Linked DNA regions of Homo sapiens: region 1 is linked to region 2. The links are chromatin contacts, found by Hi-C in ENCODE. All regions are on one chromosome and are shown on one strand. Each heading gives the region's core, a stretch centred on a gene start or an enhancer-like site at or near the end of the contact. The rest is flanking DNA. Distances are from core to core; before and after follow the strand shown.

Region 1 (6,725 bases), core at 3,061-5,560, 110 kb before region 2:
ACAGACACTGTTCTCTATGTGCAAGACAAGTTTCGACCTGTAATAATGTATGTATTCCAGAGAGGAATAACAGGATACACCACACTCTATTGTCATCTAACTTTTAGAAAACTGTAGAAATTTTTCTGGGTCTTGTTTTCTCTTTTAATCCTTACTTCTAGAGAGAACATGATGATTTTATATAAGATATGTAGACTCTAAGCATATAATATATGCTTCTTGCAATACTGGAATAGATATTATTCTCTTACATTCTGAGTGTATTTAAAGTAGTAGCTACAGAACAAGGCTACTGTTTCATCTCTATGACTTACCCTTTTGAAGTAAGTAGTCAGTTTGGAAGTCATCCGCATATGTAGGACCAACTTATTAATAAGCAGTTCTTTCCTGAATAACGCTTATAATAATAATTGAGTAAAGCAGTTACTATCCCACCAGGTCTATGGTAGAGTTGCCAAGTTCAAGCCTAATTATACCACTTTTGCTTATAATGGAAGGTGTATCAATAATGGCATCTTAGTTTGTAAGCCATGTAATTTTCTGCGTAGAAAAGAAGGGCAAACATTTCTCATGCAAGTTATGTCTGAAGGTTTCCCTCCAGGCACTGTTGTCACACACCCTGTAGTCAGAGCTGCTTTCCATGAGTGAGGAATTCCAACTGTGCTCCCACTTGGGGAAGGGAAGGAAACATTACTGCAGCTTAAACAACGGTTTCATTGCTCTATACGGAACTCCTTCCTGGATACTTAAGAACTAGAAAAGAGTCAGACTACGTACTCAGGATCCAGAAGCTCTGTCCCCAACAAAAAAAGTATCTTTCAAAAAGGAAAAGGGTCATAGAATCCCAAGGGCCATGAAATCTTTTTAGGGCAGGATTTTTATCCTACAAGTCAATAGGTAGATATTCTTGAGAAAACTATACTAAGTTATAGGTCATGGTAATACTAGATATCTCTTGGGATATAAAGCTTTTTTTATATGAGGTTCTCCCCATGGACTCTGCAGGAATTTGAAGGCAAAAAATATAAACTTATCCACTGATTTAAAATACATTTAGTAATTCCTTAGCCACTTATATCAACAAAACAATCATAGAGGTGAGATTTGCTTCGATGTAACCTTTGCGGTGATGAGTACATTCTTTCTGTAATAAGCAGTACTGAAACCAATCATTTAAAGCAATCTAGGGTATTCTGTTTAGTACAAATATCAAGCCAAATAGGATAAGGTGTTTTTCTCTCTGTCATATTTCTGGAAATCTGCCTGACAAGTAAATAGAAACAAATTTCTGTTCCATGTTTCAGAATAACATATTTGAGTGCATGTGAGAACTAAATTGATAAGTGGCTAAGTTAATTTTAAATATGTTTTCAAATTTTGATGCCTGCTCTCAACTTGCAATGAGATAACAGCTATATTTAGCCACCTACCTTTTTAACTTCCAAGAATTAGACTATTTAATGGAAGTGCTTACATCTTATATGTAGCATGAATGGTCATCACACATAGAGAAAAATTCTTATCTGATAAATGGTTGTCTTTTATGACCTTATCCACTTGATATAATATAGGCCTCTTCCAGCTAATAACTGTCCTGCCGTAAGTGATTCCTTCCTTATAAAATTTATACAATCCATAGAATTGCCTAAATCCTCAGATTCTCCAGCCAAATTTATGAAAACTATTTATGAGCCAGAAATGAACTTCTACTATGTAAGTATTCAGTGGAGATAATTTTAGAATTGCAGTTTCTACAGTGGAAGCAACTTAATAACATCATGTCTAACCATACATTCTCACATGAGGTCAAAGGAAGCCCTGAGAAGTTGGGTGCTTTTGCCAAAGTTACACAGCCACTTTGAAGAGGAGCTGTAATTCAAACCCGGGACTTCTGAATCTCGATTCACTGTTGAATGTCCCTCACCACCCCTGTCTGTTTTATAGAAGAACATGATAAGCATCCTTAGGAAGAAAATGCCAAATGACTCGTGATAAAATCAGTGCCCTATTGTAATCTAGAGTTTTGAGTACCTTTTGCTGGTTAGCCAGTCAGAACTTTGTTTACAGTGCTCTTTGCGGTTGAGATGTAGCTGACACAAAGTACCTGTGAGTCTCTGAGAGGCTGCCACACCCTCATTAGTGTAAGCTGCAATGATGCCCCAGAGAGTCTTTGATTTAGTTAATGAAGAAGGGGCAGAGTTCAAGTTCAGGAAATTAAAGAGAAGTAGGCATGTCTACTTTCCTATAATATCTATAACATCTCATTGATTCTCCTTAAACAATTCTTGTATTTGTTTCAATTTTGAAATATGCCAGAAGTCTCTACCTCCCAATTCCAGACACTATTAATTGATATGGTAAGGGATCTTTTAGACAAGCATAAAGAAAAAAAATACTTAAAGAACTTTTTCACAATTACCGTGAAATGTCAAACACAAAGACTTCAATATCAATGAGGAGTAGGAGGAATTAAGTATTAAAAACGCTAGTATTACCAAGGAAAATAAATAAATACTACCAAAAAAAGATCCTGAGAGTCTGAAGTATAATACTCTTTCAAGATCAAGGAGAAGAATCAACTCTTCAATTAAATAATATTATCATAAATCATGCCTGTGCAGAAGGCAATGGGAGGCAAGATTTAGTGCTCAGAAGTGGCCTCTAAAATCTTGACACATACAATTTTCCTTACAGAAAACCAAAAGTTTATCTGAGTCAAAGCATGAATATACTCGGTAGAAGAGTAACAAGAGGTATATCCTCATAACTTACTATTTCAATTGAAGACCAAGTCCGATTCTTGCCTCTTCTTTTAGTAACATTTATTTTATTTAGTAAATAAATAATGATCATTGTAACAGAATATTGCCCTTCGTCTTATGTTTTTAAGTTTAAAAATATTTTTCAAAAATGGTATTGTTTAATAATCTGTCTCCTAAACTCAGAGGATGCAATATTCTACCACTGTTGTCACGTTCCCTTTTGAGCTTGGGGTTGTGTGCCCTTTGGCAGTGTTCGGCTCCCGCACTGCTCTTGAAGTTTAGAAATGTGAATTCCAGAAGAGTAGCTCTCACTGTGCCTCTTGGACAATGACGTGCTCCCATCTCTCCCAGCCCTAGCTACTCTCTGTCTCTTACAACTGATGTTCAGAGGAGTCTGGTATAATTGCCACTTGCCTAAGAATAGGATGGGAATCACTTTCTAAGCTTAGGTTGTAGCGCTAACCTGGATACTCCTGGGAGATTGAAGTGTGGCCAACTATAATGCATTTGTCTTAATTTACTTTGAAAAATTTGTACAGTTCCTAATAATCCTGTCCTCTTACCCTCCCAGAATTGGCAATAGTTTGTTGATTGGCCAACTGGAACTTTGTTCTTCTTTGGAGTTGGAATTATCTCTTTCTAGGGTAGGATATTTGCTATGCATGCTGCCTGTCTGGAAATCATGTCACACCTTGGGCACCCAAAGGTTAGAGGAAAGAAATATAATATCCAAGATGCCATGTTTACTGTAAAGAAATAAGTCATTTAAATATTTCTTTGCTGGTCTGTAGGAATGCATTCATAATTCCAGAAAAGTTTTGTCTTGATGGCTGGGCTTCATTTTTCTTTAGCAATATCTGACTGGAAAAAGTTCTCATGACTTTAGTATGTCATCATTAGTTGCAATGTAATTTCAACATGGCTATCATTCCTCCACTTTGAAAGAAACTCATAGGGAAATAACTATTGAAAAGAAATGGGTTTGATTAACTTCCCTTCAAATTTAGAACCCATTTGCACTGGCAGTTTTCACAGCAATCTATCTGATTTATTTATATGATCATAGAATATGAATTTTATTTCCAATTTAAAATTTTAGAATAGTCCTAACACTCAAAGTGAAGTAGATTATGTCTCTGAGGGCATATAAATTTAATTCAGCCAGATTCTCACCCCGCTTCTCTATGGCATTTTGTTCCTCAAGGCGGAGAGAGTTGTTTGAAATTAACAGAGGCTGGACTTCTAGAACTCTCTTTGCAGGAAGGAGATTAAAAATGGAATAAATCCCATGTAGAAAGCCCGACAGTTGACAGAGACAAGACCTTGAGGCTGCATTTCCTTCCCACCTCTTTAAATTCTACTTACCATTAGAATGATCAAAAGGCAAATGTTTCTGAAGAAGAGCCAATCCATTCCTTTGGGTTTCTCTTGCACGCAAATCCTGTGAGATTCAATTTGAGCCCTCGTCTTCTCAGTTCCGAATTCTGCTCTACAGAAAGATATGCTTTGAGACACCCTTTTAGGAGGGCATGGGTGATAACTGTGGTGATCTCTGGGCAGAGAGATGAAGATATTCTATAATGACTGTTTCCCCACCCCAAACTCCCAGGCTGGTCTGGAAGACTGGCATTGTTTGGGCTCTGGGTAAGAATTTAGACACACCTTGATTCTTATTGCAATGAAACCCTTTGTTGGACACCAAAGAAAAACCTTACAGAGCGAGGACAAGATTTACAGGGAAGATAGCCAGTGAATAATAAATTACTCACAACATAAAAAATAATTAAAATGCTAGGGCCTATCATCATGCTGAATAAAATTAGAAGGCTTCTTCTTACTGCCAACATTGTAAAAGCAAAATTACATATACTGACAACACATACACACACATGTCCACTGCAGAACCCACTTCAAGGAATGATACTTTTAGCAGAGGCCATTGTTGAAAGTCATCAGGACTCAAGTATGGTATAGGAAGAAAGATAGAATAATGACGCTCATTTCAATTCAGTTGAGTCCTGCTTCTCTCTTTAAAATGTCTTGTGGTTGAACCGCACTCTCAATTTTAAAGATTTTCTGAAATAACAAAGTTAAGATGAAGGAACTCTGATTTAACTAGTACCAGTATGTTTGTTTCCATACTTTGGCATTTTCTTTCTTGATTATTCAGTCAAACCTCTACAATATGATATTTACAAAATCATTTTAAAGTAACTACAATACAACATTCTCACTTCTCATAGTATTACCACTGATAAAAAGTACATAATGTGGGTGAGGAACACATTTTACACCACCACAAATATTTATTAAGGAGAAACTGAAGTTGGAAACGTGAGAATTTAATGAAAAAAAGCCCAGAGTGGGATCTGGATATTTTTGAATATTATTTCCCTTTTTCGTGTCTCCCTTTTCCTTTGTTAGTATGGGTTTGAAACAGGGTATAGAGTGTCCTGATGCAAACATTGCAGGCTGGCAGCAACATCAATAAACTTAAAAGAAAATGCAGTTAACTGTTCTCTGATTGATAGATAATACATGTTGGTTGGAGAATTTCAAAGGGAGACTGCCTCCTGTCTTCACTATCCCATCACTGTAATTCAGAAACAAGGTTGACCCTGGTAATAGAATGTATTCTAAGTATTGCTTAGTTTCTTGAGAAAAGTAGTTTTAGTATTTTTGGAAGCCAGATAAAGTAATTTACTTTTGCATTATTTCATGTCATGTTGAATTAGATAATTTAATTTGCCTAAGAGAATTAATGAAACAACTCCAGGTCTTTAAGTGACATTGCTTTTTACAAGGGAAAAACAACATTCTTCTCTATTGTTGTGTTTGAAGGAGATATTTCACAAAGGTCTCTATCTTTTGTTTACACTATAGATGATTTCTTCTACATATAAGATTTTTCTTATATTTTCTTCTAAATATAAGATTTTCTATCTACTTGAATGCTATTTATAGGATGAGTTTTAAAGAAAAGAAACAGGAAGCAATAGAAATAGGTACTAGATCATTTATGTGGGTACCTCTAGCTTTCTCCATTTGAAACTCCTGATTTCAATGGTATCCAGAATTTGAATCCAGATTATAATTATGAACATATTTAAAAGATTCTTCAGTAACTAAGGAGGAACTACCTGAAGCCCCATCATTTCATTTCTGTTTACTCCTTGGAGATTTGTGGGAATGATCTTTTGCTTTAAAGTTTTTTTTGGAGACAGAGTCTTGCTCTGCTTCTCAGGCTGGAGTGCAGTAGTGGTCTGAGTGCAGCTCACGGCAACCTCTGCCTCCTGAGTTCAAGTGATCCTCCCACCTCAGCCTCTCAAGTACTTGGGTTTACAGGTGCATGTCACCACACTTGGTTAATTTTAAAAATATTTTGTAGAGACAAGGTCCTGCTATATTGTCCAGGCTGGTCTCAAACTCGTGGGCTTAAGTGATCCTCCTGCCTTGGTCTCCTAAAGTACTGAGATTACAGGTGTGAGCTACTGTTTCCCACAGGGGATGGATGATTTTACAGTGGAATTCCCAAAGACAAAACTTGGTTATGGTTCTGAGCTTGTGTAGATAAAGAGTAGCTACTTCCGTTTCTCTTGAAGAGTATCAGTCATTGTAGAAACAGAGCATAAAACATTAATGCTTAAAGATACCACAGAGATCATATAATCCAATCTCTCCTATCTTGCCTCTCTCCTACCCATGTGATAGTGATAGTCTAGGGAGGCTGTATGGTTTATTAGGGTCAAAGATAGGCAAGAGTTCCATCTCCTCATTCATAGTCAGTTTATATAAATACCAAGCCACTTTTCATTATTAGCTACGTATGTGAAGGCAAAATAGTGGATGGTTAAACACTATTAGCTTTAAAAGACTTTCCCATACTTTAGAGTTTACTGAACTGTTGGTTCTATGAGCAGAATTTTTAGCAAGTTTTTTATAGTATTTATTTTTGATGTCAAA
Region 2 (6,260 bases), core at 2,025-4,524:
CTTCACCCACTCACATGTTCATGCATGTTCTTTCAGTGACATTAAACTGTAGCATATGGCCACAGGATGCCTATGATGCTTGACACGCCCCAAATCTCTATGTTCATTCAACATCAGCTCACTCACAGACCTTTTTCTAGTCGATCAGTTTACAGTAACAAAAAGCACACTTCCTTCCCCCAAGGAGCTTAGAATCTGTGTTATTACCACTATGTGAATTCCATTTCTCTTCATTTTTTCTTTGAAAGTACTACCTAATTTTAAATACCTGGCCATTTCCATAAAGTTCCCAACTCTCACAGTCTGAACTCAGCTCTCCCACTTAATATCTTCTCAATAACTTTGTTTTTAGCCGTATTTTAAAGCACATATTCTAGTGTACCTTTTGTTGTAGTCATAAGGTGGCGTAATGGTTTAAAGTGTACTCTGAAATCAGACTTCCCAGATTTGAATCATATTTCAACATCATTGCTACCTTGGATAAGTTTCTTTACATCTCTGTGCCTCAGTTTCCTCATCTATAATAGGGGACAATAGTAGAACCTACTAGTATATTTGTTGTAAGTATTAAATGAGATAATACATGTAAAATATACATAGTAAACACTTAAAGAATGTTAGCTATTATTATCTACTCCTTAGTTTGTAAATCACTGAAAAATGGACTCTATTTTATTCATCTTTGGATCCCTGATAATTATCATGATTAATAGCATATAGTAATAACTTAATGAACAACATTTTCATGTATAACAAGTTTTCTAAAGATTCCTTTATGGCTTTGAAAAAACTAAAGCATTTTGGATAAACCTATAAAAGAGTAGATAACTAGACTGGTTAAAAGTAAAACTATTCGGAAGAAAAATGAAATTACTAGAAAAAATATAATCCTTGAAACTGGAGGTTTGTTGGATGTAATGAATTGAAGAATTGGCCCCACAACTGCTTTTCACAGTTTTTGTTGATGAGTAAAGTTGTTTGCTAGGTAGGTTTTTTTAGAAATCAATTTATTTTCAATCACCAAAATCACATACCCGAGTAGGATGTGAGACCCAAATATATCATTTACAACTGGAATTTTCAGGATTTGGTCTGAGACTCTTCAACTATTCCTACAGTACAGCTCTAAAGCCATATGGTCACCCATTAGAAAACTAAAATAAAAAGATGGAAAATGTCAAGAGTTATTAAAAATGTAGAGCAGTTGGAGCTCTCGTACATTACAATTAAAATATAAATTGATAGAAATACTTTGGAAAATTATTTGGCACTATCTAGTAAAACACAGGAACATATACATAACCTATGGCTTAGCAATTCCACCTATCCCTTTCAGAAGTGAATAATATACACACTGAAAGACACATATAAGCATATCCATAGCAGGACTATTAATAATGTCCCCAAACTAGAAACTATTCAAACGTCCATCGTTAAAGCAAACTAAATATGTCCTGAGAATGGCTCCATACTTCTATATTTGAGTCATCGTGGATGAACAGTAATCTAACTTAATAGGTAGACAAGATTGAAAACCTAATTTAGGAGTATGGGCCTGTAACAATCGCTGAGTCTTGGCCAATCCCAGCAGCCTTACTTCAACCACTCAAACGCTGCCAAGTGTTCAAACTGTGTTCAAATAAGGCAAAGGCCAACCTGTAACCAATTCAGCTGTTTCTGTACCTCACTTTGGATTTCTGTACATCACTTCCCTTTTTTTTGTCTATGAATTTGTTCTGACCTTGAGGCATCCCTGGAGTCTCCCTGAATTTGCAGTGATTCTGAGGGCTGCTTGACTCACAAATTGTTCATTGTTCAATAAAACTACTTTAAATTTAATTTGGCCGAAGTTTTTCTTTTAACATCATCAATAATAGGTTGAATAATACATTACAGCACATTCATATAATGGAATACTATAGAGCAATGAGAATAACCAACTCAGAACAATCCCAAAATATGTGGATGAATCAGACTAACATACTATTGAGTGGAAGAAGCTATATGTCACAAAGGAGAACATATAGCATTATTTCATTTATTTAATGTAAACAAACAAAAACCAAAAAACAAAAACAGGCAAAACTTTGTTATCAGTATTCATGCCAGTGGTGACATTTGGAGAGTTAGTGATGGCTGGCCTTCTAGTAATGTTCTAGATCATGATTAAGGAGCTGGTTACATGGGTCTAGTTACCTGGTAAAAATTTATTGAGGCATATGCCTATAACAGGTGCACTTTTCCACATTTTATGTTAATTTTAGAAGTAATTAAACTTACTCTATGAGTTTGGACAGAGCTTCTTCTAAATTTGCTTTTATAAAGAGCTTTTTGAATCCCTTTAGAACTGACTAAAAGAAGGCGGCCAGAAAAATACACTGCAATGTCCTTGTCTTAAGTTCAAGACACTGCTGTGTCCAGAGGCATCACATTCTCTCTTCTCTGTCTGGAAGGGCAATTAATTCTAAGCCTGCCTCCCTGAAGTTTGAAGAAAAAAAAATAGTCCTTTCCCTAAGGTTTAGTGTTCTAACAGTATCAGGAGAACCCGGCCATAAACTCCAATGTTTCCCTGGCTTATCTCTTGCTGAGCTGGGGGACCTTTATGTCAACGAATTCCTCCGACACCATAGGTAGATTCAAGGAGGTCAAGCACCCTGGGCTGCTTAAAGAAAAATTAACACCAGCTTTTATCTACCAATTGTAGAAACTAAGAGTTTACTTTGCATCCATGTATTCTTATTTCCTTGTACTGGATGTTTACAGAGGAGAGTCAATATTCTAATGGGGAGTTTTTCACTTTCGGTGTGACAAGCCTGTTCTACCCATGGGCAAAGGAGGTTAGCTTGGGGTAGTTCTGCTTTGCCTCTCCGTTCTCTGTTCGTTTTGGCAAAAAACTGCATATGGACCTTTATTTTGAAGAAGGAATCAGGAAACATGTAAATGCATCTCAATTGCAAAGTATCTAAAATTTTCCAGGAAGATGATACTGAATAATTACACAAATTCTTGACTGCTAATGTTTTTACTGTGTTACTTTAGTGAAGCACCAGAAATGAGCTTGATGCTGTCATGATTCACTTATTATCACATCCCATGAGATGAGGAAGAGTTTAAAACACAGTTGGTGTCATTTTTGCTTTCAATGATAATTAAATTATGTGTTTGTTGCCCTTTCATGTGAAAGTCAGCTTGCTGGCAAGAACTAGTGTTTTCACTTTACTTGGTTTATGGCAAAGCTCCAACTCCTCGCTCAGTAGTCACTGATATTTCCTTTGTCTCAGGTGTCCACATCTCCTCCACTTGGCAGATGATCTCAGACCAGCTCTCCTTTTATTCATGACAACATTTTACTGCTTCTTCCTCCATGTTACTTTCCAAATTTATTTCCACCTTACTACTTCAGTCAACAAGATTTTTTTCCCCAGGTCTCTTGATCATCTCTCTCTCTCTGTCTCTCTTTCCTTTGCTCTCTCTCTCTTATTCCAAACATTATCTTTTATAATCAGATAATCTCCTGATTATCCTTTTTCCCCATTGGCCATATCCCTTAATTTTATTCTGATGCAATTATTGATCACTTATATGAACCCTTCCATTGCTTTTTGCATTTCTACTTTTATTTCTTTCTTATTTCTTTCACATTCCCATACTAGTCAGTCATGCCTGTTTTCTCCTTTTTTTACTTTTCTCTCTTCTATTCTATCACTTATGCTGAAGTTATCCCATATCCAGTTTAAAACAGGTTCCTCATTATTTTTCTTATATCTTCTCTTCCATAAGCTCTATTTGGCAAAATATATAATAAAGCAGACCAGTTCTTCTCTCTCCATACCCGCATCTGAATCTATGATAATGCTTGTGCAGTCGTACTACTTTGTCTATATTAGCTGAGGAATTTAAGACAAATCTTTTATACAATTTTAATTTACTTATCCCAAATATATATAAAAAATTTATTGGATGAACATGTTGAGAATTTTGGGTTTTCAATTTCAGTAAAGTGCATAGAACTTTTCCGGTCTTCACTTTCTATTTTTCCTGTACTCTGTAACATCTGGCTAAATCATGACTTTAGCCATTTCCCATCCTCCCAGAGTCTGTGTTGTGGCTGCTTCTGTGACTTCACAGTCCTGGTGCTTTTCTTCAACCTCTGGGAAATACCCCAGGAAAGTCCCTTAATATTCACTAGGTTCACAGCATCAGAAACTGCAGAGAGAAGGACAGAGGTGAAAAAAAGAAAGAAAAAAAAAAGGAAGAAAATAATCATATGCAGAAGAGTATGGGAAAGAGAAAGAAAGAAATGGAAAGAAAGAAAACATGAAAATGCAACAGGAATAGAGACAAAAATTCTGGTTGGGAAAACTCTGAAGAAAAAATAATGCTGAGATTACATCTGTTGCCTTCCAGGGAGTTTATCTTTGCTTAACCGTGGGTTAGCTGGCTGGCAAGTTACCATTTACAAAGAAGCAACATGTCTCTGAACCTATGAAATAAAGGGTTTCATTATTTTTCTGAGAAACATTTGCTTCTACAGCAATCTAATTTGGTATATGCATAATGATGAATGGGCACTAAAATCTAAATAGGGAGGTTATTGACCAAACACTGTAGAATTTAGATGTTTATCTTCATTTTTAGAGATGGAATAACAAAGAAGTGATGGAATCAAAATTATTATGACGGGGGAAAGCACATCTCATTTTGAAGGAAAATACCTAGGTTCAAAATAACTCTGTTGACCAATGATACAACTATTTCTTGCTATTAGAGTCCCTGATCACAAAGTACAGATGTGGAAACTTGGCTTTTAAAAATAATGATAACAGCCACAACCACCTGTGTAGTGCATTACAGTTTCAAAAGTAAATCATCAAACTATATTTTATTGTCAGATAAGAAAAGTTTGTGGGGTTTTATTTCAAAGTAACTGTGAAGTGAATTGAGTAAGTACTTTAAAACCCAATGTTTAAATTAAGATTTATTTCCCAATTTATGGGCCCACTCTTAGTTTCAAAAATCATAGTCATAGCATTTGTTATCATTATTTTCCTCACATTTCAAGAAATATGTAGAAGGAATTGGCATTAATATTATTATTATTATTATTATTATTTTTTGAGACGGAGTCTCGCTCGTCGCCCAGGCTGGAGTGCAGTGGCACGATCTCAGCTCACTGCAAGCTCCGCCTCCCGGGTTCACACCATTCTCCTGCCTCAGCCTCCCGAGTAGCTGGGACTACAGGTGCCCGCCACCACGTCCGGCTAACTTTTTGTATTTTTAGTAGAGACGGGGTTTCACCGTGTTAGCCAGGATGGTCTCAATCTCCTGACCTCATGATCCGCCCGCCTCGGCCTCCCAAAATGCAGGGATTACAGGCGTGAGCCACCGCACCCGGCCTATTATTTTTGTCTAAAGTATGACTCAAAATGAAAGTTAGAACGTTAAAATGTATGCCTGTCACTTTCTCACTTAGATAACGTTTCAGCAAGAAAAAAAATTAGTGTAATCAGAGAATCAACAGAAATCTTCACAGATTTCAGAAAAACCTTGAAAAAATATTTATATTGAGTTCAACTTATGTATTCCTCAGTAGAGACTATACTGTATAAATCTTCAAGAAATCATGTCATGATGAGTACTATTACATTGTTTTCATAATTATTAATGAGTGGTATTGTTGTTAATCCCTTTTATTAGGAAATGTAATATTACTCCATACATAAAAACTGCCTGCTGCAAAGGTTGGAGACAGATTTGCTTAGGATGCTGCCACCTTCAGGAAATTTTACCTTATGATAATTTTGTATTTATGATATTAAGGAAGACATTTCTGTTTAAGGGGCATTGAAAATTCTCTGTGCTCAAATTATAATTTTTTTTTTACCTAATAAGAGAGAATTGAAAAGTACTGTTAATATTTACAAATTCTATTTTGGAACACATTTGAAATGTGCTTTGTTATTCCATTGAGAAAAAAACATTTTTCATTAAAGAAGACATGATGCAAATTTTATATACTTTTAAGTATCATCCCTGAATTTGCAAAATATATTAACCACTACAAGTGATCAATAATTAAATAATACTACTGCTTAAAAGGGATTCAGTGATAAAGTAATTTACTTACAATTAATTTGCTCTCAGTTATGTAGCAATTAATATAGTTATGCTTAATTAATTCCATAAGATGTGATCAAATAAATCATGCTTTTATTTCAAAAATAATTTTCACTTAATACTGCGTTGAAATAGTACTGTTC

The links. A loop is a pair of places that touch in the nucleus more often than their neighbours do.
Region 1: a map of chondrocyte shows a loop between it and region 2 (2.3-fold over the local background). The contact joins the promoter of DSG4 here to the enhancer-like site in region 2. A Hi-C loop is called at or near these places in 1 of 168 maps with a recorded cell type or tissue (chondrocyte).

The regions. Positions count from the first base shown.
Region 1 is chr18:31,374,362-31,381,086 of GRCh38, reverse strand. DSG4 (desmoglein 4) reads right to left here and starts at 4,310. Exons shown (of 16, transcript NM_177986.5): 1 at 4,128-4,310. The coding sequence starts at 4,175. All of the region lies in intron 1 of DSG1-AS1 (DSG1 antisense RNA 1), which reads left to right.
Region 2 is chr18:31,266,205-31,272,464 of GRCh38, reverse strand. No RefSeq gene overlaps it. Among named protein-coding and RNA genes, the nearest start is that of DSG1, 49 kb to the left of the region's middle. RefSeq lists an enhancer at 4,145-4,264. Within about 2 kb of position 3,274, at least 2 of the 41 ENCODE cell types and tissues checked have a DNase peak (open chromatin) inside an H3K27ac peak, as active enhancers do.